Linked DNA regions of Homo sapiens: region 2 is linked to region 1. A link is a loop called in an ENCODE intact Hi-C map of the cell type or tissue named here. Cell type or tissue: Calu3. All regions are shown on one strand.

Evidence for each region. Peaks named below come from ENCODE experiments on the same cell type or tissue, not always from the same donor. Only the 100,000 strongest peaks of a DNase experiment are listed, where the experiment ranks them.
Region 2: it touches region 1 in a loop (2.4-fold over the local background); 3 of 110 quality-filtered maps call a loop at or near these places.

What each region holds. Positions count from the first base shown.
Region 1 is chr2:204,336,246-204,344,245 of GRCh38, forward strand. No RefSeq gene overlaps it. Among named protein-coding and RNA genes, the nearest start is that of PARD3B, 210 kb to the right of the region's middle. In Calu3, no CTCF peak of the experiment used is centred here; a DNase peak (open chromatin) is centred at 4,126.
Region 2 is chr2:204,610,844-204,618,843 of GRCh38, forward strand. The region is part of intron 1 of PARD3B (par-3 family cell polarity regulator beta); the gene reads left to right. Among named protein-coding and RNA genes, the nearest start is that of PARD3B, 69 kb to the left of the region's middle. In Calu3, no CTCF peak of the experiment used is centred here; no DNase peak of the experiment used is centred here.

The sequences.
Region 1 (8,000 bases):
GAATAATTTCTAGTTTCCTATGTCTGTCTCCAGCTGTTGTGGCCCAGTGTGACTCTGGCAGCTGTGTGCTGGTTTGGCTGAGCTGCTATTCTGTCAAATCAGATCAATACTTGTAAGCATTTGTTTGATATAACAATCTCAGGCCAGTCCAAGAATTCACACGTTGAACCACATGCATGGAAAGGACTGTTTTCCAGTTATCTGTCTGTGCATACAAGATCAACTGGTTGATGCCTGTAATCCTAAAATCCCCTAGAAAATTAAAGGAAGACCACATTTAGAGGATTGGTGGACTCGAGTAGCCCTGGGGATGAATCAATTCAATTCCATGAACATTTATTGGGTGCTACTATAGACAAGGAAACATAGGATACATAAAGATCAGCAAAACACAGTCCCAATTCTCGAGTATAATTTAATACCAGGTTATAAAAACATCAGTAGTTAATAAATTATTATTTAGACTTGGCCTTGTTCCAAAAGGACTTAAGATGTAAGAATACTCTTGAAAATATATACAGTGGGTCAAAATGAAATAAAATAAGATTACATGAGAAGAGTTTAGGGAAAATTAAGGGTGGGGAAGTTCAATGAAGCTGGAAGTTTAGAAAATGTAGACCATGAGAAATAATGCTTACTTACCAGTGATGGATCATAAATTTGTCTCAGAGCTTCTCAGAAGCCTGAATAAAACTGGAAACAAAATGAATTTTTTATGTGATTGACAATGTCTATGTTGATCTTGCTCACGAAGGAGGAGGGCTATACCAGGTATGGAAATGACACAAATCTTTCTCACATAAAGATGACTTTGATTTGTTCTAGTCAGCAACTACAACATACTTATGTAGAATGCAATGATTTTCATAGGCTGGTAGCAAGGACTGTTTGTTGCTTATGTAACAGCCATTCCTTGTCACCTTCACCCTTACTGCAAATAACCCCCTCCACCATCATGTGCACACACACTGAAAATGCTAGATAATGGCTCTTGCAGACTCCCCTGGACATATGGCTTAATCATGGCCAATGGAACCCCAAAAGAAGGATGCTGGGAAGCTCCTGGTTAAGATTTTCCCCTCTGATAAAAAGACACACTGAGGGAGAAGCTGCCTTTCCTACCTTCGGATATGGTTATAAGAAGACATACCCTGAAAGGTGTCATCATCTTGTGACCAGGAGGGGACGAGCTTCTGAACTAAGCCTATATGCTGAGTTGGGAAGTAGGGCAAGTGTTTCATGAAGCCACAGAAAAACTAAAAGCTCAGATTTCTGCTCCAAAACTAAGATGGGCAAGAAAACTCATGCCAGAATTGAAAAAAAATTTGATGTGCATTATAAGGAAATAGATCTGGATGAGAAACATCTACTCAGGTTTCATAGAGATGATTTTTTAAAAAGAAAGATGTTTTTATGGCCCAATTAGAAAAGCTAAGTATTTTTTCCACCTTTACTATATGATGTTATTCTATGAAATAAGCAGAGTCCTGTTGGCCTTGGCCCTCCTTCCCATCTTATCCTTCTACATCCATGTTGAGAATGAAAACCCCTGTAAACAACTGCATTTGTGAGATAGACTGGACAGGAGGAGGGAGAAGAGGCAGCAGCATAGATAAGCTGGGAGAGGAAGATCTTAAAATCCTCATAGGTAAAGTCTATGGGAAGAAATAGGCAGATAACAATCATTGCAGCAGCACAATCTCTTGTTTTTCAAGCAGTAAGCCGACTTGAATACCAAATAACCAGGCAGTAGGTGATGGAGGAAATGACACCCTGATAGAGCAGTGACACCCTAAAAACTCTGATAGGGACAGAAAATTAGACTAGAAGATATTTGTGTCAACCTTCCCTCCAGCTCAAGATCTGAGAAGGGAGTTCAACCATCAAACAGCTAGGCAAAGAGAGTAATTCACTCACCCTGTCTTGATAAACATGAAGTCTGGATATATTTATCCATGTTCTAGCATCGGTAAAGATACTAGAAACACAAATGAGGCTGGTGAAAACATTATAGCATAAAGAAATGGGAATATTTGGCTCAAAGGAGTTCATCTCTGAAAATGATCTATGACACGATTAAGAAGATATTATCAAGAAACCATTGGGAATCCTTGAAAGAATGCCAAAAGACAGGCCACTAGAAATTAGGAGCTTAAGGAGAAAGATAGCTCAGATTAAAGGTGAAATTATAATTTAGATTAGTGAAATTAACAAGGAGCCCCAAAGATCTAAAAAGATCTAAATGGGACTTCCAGGTAAAGATGGAGCTTTGAACAAACACATCTAATTTTGCTCCCTCGGCAAACCCTTATAACACTATAATAGAGAGATTTTGTTTGGTCTTGTTTTCATATAGCAGCCCACATAGGTACAGAAAACGGAAGAAAAGAAAAAGTGGCAAAATTTTGATGCCATAAAACAGACAGACATATGGAAACAGACTTAACAGATCTGAGAAAGCGGAATCCTCAACTGTAGGTAGGGAAAGCTGAGAACTAACCCAATTTACACTGCAGTCCCCCTCCAGAGACTCAGAAATTAGCAGCACTAGTCCTTCTAGAAGCCAGGATGAAAGAGTGCAGGACAAAAGATTAGGAGGATTGAGAAAATTAGGAAGAAACTAGATCTCTGTGCCTTCCCTCTCCCTTAGATTGCCACTGGATGCCATCTCTTATCCCCAGCAGAAGCCTGGAGGTTTATATTATAGACAGGGTAAAATAGAAACTCTCAGCTTAAAGACAACAATGGAGAACTCTCAGGTTTTGTACCAAAAATAGGAAGATTAAGTATCTGTTTGCATACTGACTGCTGAGCACTAGTTTCTTCTTCCATTGGCTCCCAGAATGGAACTTTATTTCTCATGAAAGAGATGGATGAGTCTTCTCTAGGGGACATGATCAGCCCATGGTGCTGAAAGCCCCCAACATATAGTTGGCTCTCCTTTTTTGTGGTTCCTCATCCACAGATTCAACGAACTGCAGATTGCAAATATTCAGGAAAAAAAATGGTGCACATAAAAAAACCCAATAAAATATAACAAATATTTGCATAGCATTTACATTGTATTAGGTATTATAAGTAATGTAAAGATGAGTTAAACAGGAGGGTGTGCACAGGTTATATGCAAATACTACACTCCATTTTATACAGAGGACTTGAGCATCTGTGGATTTTGGTTCCACAGGAGTTTTGGACCAATCCCTGCTTATACTAAGCGATCACTGTATTGACAATGGGAATGGTAAGCACTCTTCAGTGATTCACAGAGGACAGTCTGCATCTAGGCACTCAGAGTTTCAGGCAGCTGTTTAGCCCTCTGCTCTTTAACATAAGCAAACAATCAAGGTTTTCCATAAATCCAAGAAAAGCAGGTAGTATGGTGGGGAGCGGGGGAGGAGAAAACAAGAGAAAAAAGGAACCTGGATGAAAAAGGCAATGTGCAGGGAAAAGAAAACATTACAAAGTAAACTGTAATTAGTATCTTTCAAAATATAAAAGATTTGTATACATGAAACAAGAACAGGGTGCCCTAAAAATGGAACAAAGAAACAAACAAAAACATAAAAAAGCCTTGGGTATAAAATGCAATGGAAAAATGTAATTTACATGAGTGTTAGAAAAAATCTGAATGATGCTGTGAAACTTCGAATTAGTCATATGAAAGTTAAACTTGAAAAGTGTTCCTGGATTGCAGAAGCAAAATCAAAGAGATTTAAATGGCAAACAGAGGATAGATATGGAAGATATGTGATGGAGAGCAAACACAGATCACTGGTGTTCTTAGATCAGTATAAATAGAAGAGAAACCAAAGCGAAGACGAGAAAAACATTTCTGAGCTGAAAAAAAAGATCTGTACTTACTGATTGAAAGCACCCACTACCTCGAAGCAAAATGAATTTTGAAAGACCCAAATGAAAGTACATCCTGGCCAAACTTGAAAACTTAAAAGAATGAAGGGGATTTATGAGCCTCTTGGCAAAATAAATGAATAGATTGAAAGGAATGCAAATAAGACTGACCTCAAATACCTTTTCTGCAACTTGACATACCAGAAGACAGTGGACTAATGTCTATAGAATTTTAAAAATAAACAATGGCCGGGCATGGTGGCTCACGCCTGTAATCCCAGCACTTTGGGAGGCCAAGGCAGGTGGATCACCTGAGGTCGGGAGCTCAAGAGCAGCCTGACCAACATGGAGAAACCCCGTCTCTACTAAAAATACAAAATTAGCCGGGCGTGGTGGCACATGCCTAGAATCCCAGCTACTCGGGAGGCTGAGGCAGGAGAATCACTTGAACCCGGGGGGGGCAGAGGTTGCAGTGAGCCAAGATTGTGCTATTGCACTCCAGCCTGGGCGACAGAGTGAAACTCCGTCAAAAAAAAAAAAAAAAAAAAAAAAAGAAACAATTATCATGTAAGAATTTTGTACGTAGCCAAATTTTGTGTGTGAAGGCAACAGAAGAAATTACTCACAAATATGCAATGTATCATTCATGTGAACTTCTTAGAAAAAATTATTTGAAGCTGTAATTGAAATGCCTGAGAGAAAAAACAAAATTTTCAAAGTTTCGAAATATGAAGATAATTGTATAAACCATCTGGCTGCAAACATTCAACCATTTAGAATTGAGAGATATCCAAATTAATTTTTGTAAATGTTATTATAAAAGTGGATGCCAATTTCAAAACTCATTTTTAAATTAGAAGATATATAATGGTTGGAAGGAAAAAAGAAGAGCGGGTGGGAAGATAGAAGGGAAAGAAGAAAAGGGAGAGGGAGAGCAAAAAAGTTCACTTTCGTTTTGATTACATGAGTGATGACAGAGAGGTGGCAGGGTAAGTCTTAAAATACTGAGTTTAAGAACAATCTAAAATTGTTCTTAAACTCAATAGTTGTCAAATGTTGTGCATTGGAATCAGCTGGGGATCTTTATGAACCACTGATGCCTGGCTTTCACCCTCCGATGGTTTCGTTTAATTGGTATGGGGTGCCCGAAAGCTCCTCTGCCACTTCCAATGTGCAGCAACATTTGGGATCAACTGGCTTAACTCAATAAATAGAAAAAAGTAAGAATGGGAAGTAGATTTCAGCTTGTGTTCCAACCCTTCTTAATTGGCAATGACTGCCCTAGGGCTTTGCTGGGGTCATATCAGGCTCAATGGGAAACTGCTCTGATTCATTTATACGGTCTTCACTGGAAAAGGAGAGAATGACATTACACACTGGCCATCTCTGGGTTGGAGAAGATTTCTAAACTAAAGTAACAATTAATAGATTTAAAATAGACCAGGCGCAGTGGCTCACGCCTGCAATCCCAGCACTTTGGGAGGCCGAGGCGGGTGGATCACGAGGTCAGGAGATCGAGACCATCCTGGCTAACACGGTGAAACCCCCGTCTCTACTAAAACTACAAAACATTAGCCGGGCGTGGTGGCGGGCGGCCACCCCAGCTACTCGGGAGGCTGAGGCCGGAGAATGGCGTGAACCCAGGAGGCGGAGCTTGCAGTGAGCCGAGATGGTATCACTGCACTTCAGCCTGGGCGACAGAGTGAGACTCTGTCTCACAAAAAAAAAAAAAAAAAAAAAGATTTAAAATAATGATAGATTCCTTCAAAAATATTGGAGAAGGTAAAAGTAAAAATCATATAGTCATATAATAAAAGGCATTAAAAAGGAAGGAAGGAAAAAAGGAAGGAAGGGAGGGAGGGGGAGGGAGGGAGGAAGGAAACATAAGGAGAAATTTTAGAAAAGGTGGTGAAATAATGATCAAATATGTTCATGAATATAAATGCAATTGGGGGAATCCCCTTCATTAAAAGAGAGTATCTTTAGATTGTATAAGAGAAGGGAAATCCACCTACGTGACATTTTCCAAACACCCACCTACTATGAAATTACTAAATAAAAAATACATTAAAAAATTAAAACGTGGGCAAACATATCAGGCAAAGACAATAAGAAAGAATTCCATTACTAACAACAAATATAGAAATTAAAGTAGAAATATTAAATGAGATAAAGATATCCTGTCAGAAAGGATATTTCACAATGAATATAAAACTGTCATGAATTTTTATTCATCAGATAACATTATATCAAAATACAAAAAGTGAAATCTGCTATAAATTAGGAGAAATGGACAGAAGTACAATATCAATGGGACATTTTAACATACCTCTTTCTCTTTTTGACAGGCCAATAAAAAATATAAATCAGTTTATACACATAATCATAAAATACACCTTTATTTTCAATACTAATAAAACACCTACTAAAAAATAAAAAGATCATGCATCAATACAATTACAAAAAGGCAAAAGTATATAGTTCCTGCTCTCATTTATTGAATCAAGAAGAGAATTAACACTGCAATTTTTTTAAAAATTAGAAATTAACAATGATGAGAATAGTACATATCACAAATGCCCTACGACAGATGTGACTATGAGAAGAATGTCATTTTAAGAGGAAAGTTTAGGTTGATGCTGAGGGTGATGGTGATTTCAGTATATAATAAAATCTGCCCATGCCTCTTATGTTCCTTCTTCTGAAGAAAAAATCTTGGATTCCAGTTCTACCTCTAGAGCTACAGTGATATTCTTCTCCTTTCTTCTTCATTTTGGATTTTGTGAAAATGTTAAAATTCTGCTCTGTGAAAGCAATGTGAACAGAATGAAACAAAAAAAAGCTACAGACTGGGAGAAAAATATTTTGTAAAACATATGTCTGATAAAGGACTTGTATCTAAAATACACGAAAACCTCTTAAAACTCAACATTAAGAAAGCAAACAACCCACTTAACAAATGGGCGAAAGATCTGAAACAGATACTCCACTACAGAAGATATACAGATGGCCAATAAGCATATAAAAAAGATGTTCAACATCATTTATCATTAGGGAAATGCAAATTAAAACAAGAAAGCAACACCAGTACATACCTATGGCTAAATGACTAGAATCCAAACAAACTAACAATTCCAACTACTGGTGAGGATGCAGAGCAACAAGAACTCTCATCCATTGCTGGTGGAAATGCAAAATTTACAGCCACTTTGGGAAGATAGTTTGGTTGTTTCTTACAAAGCTAAATAGATTATTACCATACTAAACAGCAATTGTGCTCCCAGATATTTACCAACTGATTTGAAAACATATGTCCACATAAAAACCTGCATGCAAATGTTTATGACAGCTTTATTCATAATTGCCAAAAACTAGAATAACCAAGATGTCCTTCAATAGGTCCGTTGATAAACAAACTGTGGAACACCCATACAACTAAATATTATTGAGTAATGAAAAGGAATGAGCTAGCAAGTCACGCAAAATATGGATGAATTTTAAATGCAAGTTCTAAATGAAAGAAGCCAACCTGAAAAAGGCTATGTATTATACGATTCAATTTACATGACATGTTGGAAAAGGTAAAACTATAGATATGGTAAGCAGATCAGTGGTTGCCAGTGTTGCAGGGAGCCAGTGGGGAAGGGCTGGATAGGTAAAGCCCAGGAGATTTTTTAGGATGGCAAAACTATTCTGAATGATACTGTTACAGTAGGTAGCTAGTCAGGCAACAGCAGTGCAGGAGAGGGCTCCTCCTCCCCACCCCCAACCAGGAGTGTCAGGTGACTGTCAGGTGATGGTCAGGTGGTTATTAACTGTCTCTCTAAAATAATAATTGGTCATAGCTGGCGCCAGGGCAAGGCAGTCTCCCAGTAGAGGAAACCTGAAACTGGTGATCGGCAGCTTCTTAATAAGATCTCAGGAGCTGGGTGAGTGGGCTCAAGTGTGCACATTAAGAGGCAGAATGGCAGAGTTTAACTGGTATATGACCTTCTAGGAAGATTCAGCTAGTAAGGGAAGAATGCCTCAAGTGAGCATGTGTACAAGTCCAGTAAACACACTGCACAGGCTCCCCTCCCAAGCACTAGCAGACCACTGTGCATGTGGACAGCCCACCCCAAGGGAAGAATCAGGGAAGTAAGAGATGCAAG
Region 2 (8,000 bases), 270 kb after region 1:
CAGTATTTCTAGTATATAAAATTCAGTTGATATATGCTTGATACAATTTACTCAGATTTTTGAAGATTCCAAAGACATTTTACAATGTACACTGAAAATGATTGTTCCCAAACTGCATTTCCTGCTTTTCGAAATCATTTCTCTCATACCATCCCTCCAGCAGCGGTCAGAGAATTGAGTAGCACTTTTTTTTGGCAGAATAATTCTATATCCAGGTCAGTGAGAGTTTTCTTGTTCATACTTTGATGTTTTGTAAATACAAAACAAAATTCTTATTCTGATCTCAGTCCTGTTAGGGGAGTGGTTAGCTCAGCATGAGTCCTAATGTATCAGAGATGAAGGGAAATTGGTTGGGAGACTACTCCTGGGACCAGGTGAGAAGCAGCTAGTGTCATTCCGAATGTGCTACAGAGGAAGAAATCCTTGTAGCCCTCTATGGTACTTACTTAGAAACATCCTATTAAAATTTGCTACATAGTTAAAACTGACATTTTGACCCCTGTCTAAGAAAGTGGGGAAACCCTTGTCATGAATAATGCTATGTACAGCAGCAGATTAGGACTTCTACCTTTTATCTCGCTTTCGACTCTAAGGTAGCATTCCATTCTCTGTCACTTTGGTTAAAATGTTACTTTGGAAGGCAGAGGTCATTTGGAGATTGTCTCGTGGTATGTAAATAAAACTAATATAAAAAGTCTGTTTTAAAGTTATACGACCTCTCCTGTTCTTCCTCATCTCCTTTATAAGGTTTATAACTTGCAGACTTTTAGCATCAGTAAGATTATAATATGTAAGATATATATAAACAACGAAAGGAAGAAAATGGGAAAGCAGTCCCATATTCTTAATGTTCTTACTATATACATGTATGGACTAATTCGGACAAAGTCTCCAATTATTTTAAAATATACTGATCCACTTTTAAAAATCCATTTGCGTACATCCCATATCTAAAAGTTGTGTAGGGTATAGGAACAACAACAACTATATAAATCTATATCTATATCTATATATATGTGCAAGCTTGCAGGATATCGCAAAAATGAATTGAGTGGATCTTTGATGGTTAAGGTTGAGTCTGTTCAAAGCCTATTGACTTTTAAACCAGGAGTCTCAGACTCAGATCATTTCAGGAGTTAGACAAGTAACTGGTGAAATATGCATCTGTTGCATTTTAGACAGTGAGAATTTCCTTCATTTCTACACAGATGTCATATTGATTATTCTTGAAATATGAGATCTTCTTGATCTGTCTTCTGTTTCTTATTTATAGGAGTATGTGCAGAGAAATACACACTATTTGGTGTGAGATGTGAGATACTAAATGTTGTAGACACTGGGATGTCCCAGCTCAGCAGCAGCTGGTTGTTGCCTCGATGTAGAATGCAGGCCACCAGTGGCCCGACTTTTGCTTTTACCAGATGAGATGGCAGCCTGGTTCTTTTGCAGTTTGGCCTGATTTTTAAGCAACAGGAACAACAACAAACCATATAGCCCAAGGAGTATAGACCTGTAGGTGGACTGCATCAGCCTGCGGGTGCCCAGTTTGTGATCTCTGGTGAAACGTTAGATAGGAGACTGTCTTTTCTTCCCAGTTATGTTTAGTTTAGAACAAAAATTGGATGGGAAATTCTCAAAATTTACAAATACATTTCTTTGATCTTCTTAGCTTTTCATAGATTGGTTTGCTTTGTCAACAAAAATTTACAACTTCCAATTTTCTTTGCAATTGTCTGTGCATGTATATATCTGTATTTTGTTAATATGTATTTATAAAGTTAAGTGTGTATTCCTCTTATTGATATTTTAAATATTTTAAATTTATTTTAAACTCACTGAAGTAAGACATGTAAAACTGCATGTATTACAAGGTTTTTAACAAATATCAGCAATGCCATGCCCCACCCACCCCTCCCTACTCTTTGGAAGCAACCACTTTCAACTTGTGTTTCTTCTCATTTATCAGCAATATGCTTGAGTGAATATTTCTTGATTTTTAATATTAAGACCTTTTCAGGTGATCTATGATAAATAATAGTTTAGTTCTTTTTTATTTTTTCTTCCCAGTTCCCATCCCTCATTCTCTCTTCCTATGCATCCTGCTTCATTAATTAAAAATGTTGGTGAGATCAGTATTCAGTTTTTGTATTAGTATGATGATAAAATATTGTTGAAAGCTGAGTCACACAGGATACTTGTACATGTATTTTTTTTCTCTTTCCCTGGTTTTATAATGGTTTCATTTTGTTTGTTTAGTGATATTTCTTTAAATATATTTCAGACATGTCTGGTCAATTTCTGGGAAAGGATTCTCAGGAGATATATTTTTTTTGACATTTATGTCTGAAAATGTCTATTCTTTACTCATGCTTTATTACAAAGGTTTGAAATTCTAGGTTGAAGTCATTCTCTTTCAGAATTTTGAAGGCAGTATGCTATTATTTTCAGTTTTCAGTATTATTGTTGAGAAGGCCACCTTTTACCTGCCTTGTACCTCCAAGCCTCTGCATTTTCCGCCTCCAGTTCTTTGAAATTTCATGATGTCTGTGGGTTTTTAAACCATTTATTGTCCTGTGCACTTTGAGCATTTATTAGAGCCTTTCAATCTGTAGATTTTCAGTTTTGGGAAACATTATTTCTTTATCCTTCGCCTATTCTCAAGACACACAGTTTTTCAGTTGTTCTCTTTCTGGTTCTGTTATTGCGTTTTGGACCTTCTGGAGCACTCTTCTAATTTTCTTTTTTTTGGCCACCTATTTTCCCTTTCTTTGTCTTTTTGTTGTATTCTCTGTAACATTTTCTAAGGTTTATCTTAACTTTCTATTGACTTTAAATTTTGCCATCAAAAGTTTTATTTTTAAGAGCTCTTTGTTGCTTTATGAACTTTGTTTTATTCCTTTTAAGCATAGCTATTGTATGGGTGCAATATTTGTTCATTTCTCTGAGGGTATAAAAGTCTTTTTGAAGTTTTCTTCTGCTGTTTGCCTTATTGATCTTTCCTTAGGGTTATTTATTTTTTCTTTTTATTTATGTTAGTCTCCTCTGGCTTTTATGGTACAGGATTCCCACAAATGCTGGGTGAACCTTACATTGTTCATATTTGAGTGAGTCTCTAGTCTGTCCTTCGTGATTGGTGGTGGTTTTCCCTGTGAGGTAATTCTGTGTCTTGTTGGGCCCCTTAAATGTCTAGATTTATAGGTTTGGATTTTTTTTTTAACTGATTCGTGTCTCTATAGAGCAGCAGTTCCTTAACCATTAGTCTCATGACCTTTTTACACACTTAAAAATTGAGGACTTTATAGACTAGTACTGTCCAATAGAAATATAATGCAAATCAAAAATACAAGCTACATATGCAATTTAAAAGTTTCTAGTAGCTACAGTAAGTTTAAAAACGTAAAGCTGATATTTCCCAATAAATCCAAAATATTTTTAACATGTAACTAATATAAAAATCGAGCAATATTACATTTTTTTATACTGTCTTTAAAATCCAATATATATTTTATACTTAGAGTATATCTCAATTCAGACTAATCATATTTCAAGGGTTCAGGGGCCACATGTGACTAGTCACCACCATGTGGACAGCCCAGCTATGGAGCTTCTGTTTATGTGAGTTATATCTACTAATATTTACTGTATTGGAAACTAAAACTGAGATATTACAAAAATAGTCACTTCATTTTAAAATAATGCCAAAACTCACTTCATGTTAACACAGTGATATGGTCTAGGTCTGTGTCCCCACCCAAATTTTATGTTGAATTGTAATCCCCATTGTTGGAGGTGGGGCCTGTTGGGGGATATTTAAATCATGGGGGCAGTTTCTCATGAGTGGTTTAGTACCATCCTCTTGGTGCTGTCCTGGTGATAGTTCTCACAAGATCTGGTTGTTTAAAAGTGTGTGGTACCTCCTCATTCTCTCTCTCTTGCTCCTGCTCCTCCTCCCGCTTCACCTTCTGCCATGATTGGAAGCTTCCTGAGGTTTTCCCAGAAGCAGATGCTTGTGTTATGCTTCCTCTATATCCTGCAGAACCATGAGCCAATTAAAACTCTTTCTTTATAAATTATGCAATCTCAGGTATTTCTTTATAGCAATGCAAGAACGGCCTAATACACGCAAATTACTCACTTTTATGTGAGGTAAATGTTTTTCCAAGACAGAATTTATTAAGAGTGGTGTTTTACATTTTTGCAGATCTTAATGTTTGTCTTAATGTAGAAGATAGTTAGATCTTCATATCTGCTTTAGCGTTCAATCTTTTTTTAATATGTTATTTTTCTTTTAAGTATAGAAAGAAATTCTGGCCCTCACAAACAGGTAGTTGGAAAAGGGATGAATATTTTCATAGTCTTTTCAGATAATTCTGGATGTTCTCCTTTGATACTACACCAAAACTCAGCAATTGGTGGTTTCTTAAAGGTTAGTTGCAATGCGGAATCTAAAATCATATCAATGCTTTTCCTATTCTGTCACATTAAAATCCATTTGTCTGTCTTGTCCTTTGAATGCCTCTTTTATACATGAATGAGTTTGTAACTTGTTATAACACACATTGGTCATTTGAAAAACATTGGTTGACTGACTTATGCTAATCTTCCAAACGCTGACACATCTCATTGTACAGTATTAAAATATCATATTTGCTTATCACCATCAGTCTCATCAGAAAAATCAGAAAAATTGGGAAATTGTCAAGCTCAGTGTGGTGTATAGTTTATCCAAACCCCAACTTCTGCTTGAAAGTTTGAATTTTACGTTGGCAATGAGCACTGTCAGTTGTTATCCTTGAAGCGACAGGCTTACTGTGTTTACTTTTTAGACAGCGTCTGCCAAATACCCAAATCTGAATAACCGTGGTTTCTCTGTCAGTCAGTTTTTGAAGTGAAAATGCTGTTCCATGAAAAAACTACTGGTTCAGTTTGACAATGAAAATAGTGCATGCATTTTTTTTCCTGAAGGTAACTCTCATACTTTGGAATGCAGCAGAAGTGCTTTATAGGTACACTTCATTTTATCACACAGAATATTGAAAAGACATGTAATCAAAAGTTGAGATTTAATAAAGTAAGTTTTACTGCCTCATCAAGTTCTTGAAGTCAGCTTTTTAAACTACAGGTATTGACAAAGCCTAAAATGGATAGACCTACATGTACCATGCACAACTGTAAAACTCTTAGGACATAGGAGAAAACCTAGATGACCTTGAGTATGGCAATGACTTTTTAGGTACAACACCAAAGGCACAGTACATTAAAGAAATAATTGATTACCTGGATTTTCATAAAACTAAGAATTTCTGTTTTGTGAAACACACGGTGGAGAGAATGAGATGATAAGCCAAAGACTGGAAGAACATATTTGCAAAAGGCACCTGATAAAAACGTGTTATCTAAAATATGCAAAGAATATTTTTAACTTTCCAATAAGAAAATGAAAAACCCAATTAAGAAATGGGCCAAAGACCTGAACAGACACCTCAACAAAGAGGTACAGATGGTAAATAAGCACATGAAAAGATGATCCACATCATATGTCATCAGGGAAATGCAAATTAAAACAACAGTGAGTTACTACTGCACATCTATTAGAGTGGCCAAGACCCAGGACACTGACAACACCAAATGCTATTGAGAACGTGGAGCAACAGGAACTCGTTCATTACTGGTGGGAACGCAAAATGAAACAGCCACTTTGGAAGACAGTTTGGCAGTTTTTAAAGAAGCTAAACATACCCTGACTGTATGATCCAGCAATTGTGCTCCCTGATATTTACTCAAAGGAGTTGAAAACTTATGTTCACACAAAAATCTGCACATGTATATTTATAGCAGCTTTACTCATAATGGCCAAAACTTGGAAGCAACCAAGGTGTTCCTCAGTAGGTGAGAGACTGAATAAATGATGGTACATCCAGACAATGGAATATTATTCAGTGAATGGGAAGTCCTGCGTGTAGTGGTGTGTGTCTCTTTGGACTGAGTTGTGAGGGCTGAACTGAAAGTGGCAGGAACATGCCATTTTAGCATAATGCTAACATTACATTAGATTTGGCCAATATGTCAGTGTGCAGTATGTGTTAAGTTCTTTCGTCCCTTAAACTTCATTATCTCTGTCCAAACTATTTTTATTTGGACTTTATATACTTCTTTCCAAACCTTTTATAAAATTTCTCCTTTAAAAACCCATGCCAAAGTTTTTTCTCTCCACGGCCTTCCAGATTTCTCAAATGTTCCAAATGTTCCATCTCCCTTCCCAGGGTTCCTCTTTTGGAAAGCTGTTGTGATATTATTCTTCCTTCTGGAAAGCTTGCAGAGTTAGGGGTTACATTAAGTCTGGGGTAAATTTATACAGGTAAATGGTACAACCTCAAGCCTTCTGTGGAAATCAGCTGGCCTCTCCTGATGATACTTTAATCTCATCTTGATTCTTTCAAGCCTCCTTTAGCCTGTGACTGTAGATGAACTTAAATCACAGAAGTGACTATGACCCTTTACTTTGCCTAACAATTCTTCTTTCTTCTAGACATAGTTGAAATGCCATCTTTTTTCTGTTGCTTTCCCAGGTAAAAATCAGTCTTGCAGGGCAGACTAGGTCTTTTTGGGGAGATGGACAGACCCAATTTGCATATCCACATAAGCCAAGCCAAGGCAACTAGCATGAATGTACAAGCATGTGGAATGCTTTCCAACATTTTTTTTTCTTTTTTTAAACTTTCCAACTTTTAGTTTAGGTTCAAGGGGTACATGTGCAGGTTTGTTACATGGGTAAATTGTGTGTTGCAGGGGTTTGGTGTACAGACAATTTTGTCACCCAAGTAACCAGTGTAACACTCAAGAGGTAACTCCCACTCTCCACCCTCAAGGAGGCCCTGATGTCTGCTGTTCCCTTCTTTGTGTCCATGTGTACTCAATGTTCAGCTTCCACTTATAAGTGACAGTATGCAGTATTTGGTTTTCTGTTCCTGTGTTAAGTTGCTTAGGATAATGGCCTCCAGCTCCATTCACGTTGTTGCAAAGGACATGATCTCATTCTTTTTCTGGCTGCACAGTATTCTGTGATGTATATGTACCACATTTCCTTTAGCCAGTCCACTGTTGATAGGCATCTAGGTTGATTCCATGTCTTTGTGATTGTGAATAGTGCTATGATGAACATACACGTGCATGAGTCTTTATGGCAGAGCAATTTCTATTTCCAACATTTTTAACCATGTAATTGTGCTTTCTCCAAAGTTATTTCTTCCAATGCCCATGGACAGTGGAGAGAACGTTTTCTTGTTTATTGTCTCTTTTTGCAAAAACATTTCTTATCTGAACTGCTGCTCTTCTTACTGGGCCATGTTTATGTCCTAGAATTTTCACCCGGGATCACAAACTAGCATATAGAGGGAACAGTGTGCCCTGAATAGTGCTGTGGCATGGAGTGTGTGCAGTGGAAAGGGCACAGACCCTTGGATCACAAAGACCTGGATTGGAAACCCATATCTGCCATGTACCACTGGAGGGACCTCTGACTAGTAATTTCAGTCTCAGCTTCTACATGTATAAAATTATATTTTATTGGGTTATAGTGATGATTTAGGTCAATGAGTTAATATGGATAAAGTGCTATTCAGAGTGGTTGGAACACTGTGATCACACTCTTAGTGGACATGTCCACAACTGCAACAGTGACAGTGTCACCTGAAAGTTTGGGTTGGGAACTCTTAACTCCTAGAAACATTTCTTTGCATTATGAAGTCATTTATAAGCAACTTCTTTTACAATAATAATGCTTAGGAGTAAAATATTAAGCTTCTAATTTCCTAATGTGACTTATTTATTAGTGTATTTCTTGCAATTAAGGCAGCCAGAGTTGCTAGACTCTTTTGACATGAGAAAGGACTTATGAAATAAGTAGCAGAGAAGAAAGGAAAAGTAGGACTGAACCCCTCTAGTTTTATCTAGGAATATCTTGTTTGACAGTCTTCATATTTGTATGTTTAATTCCTACA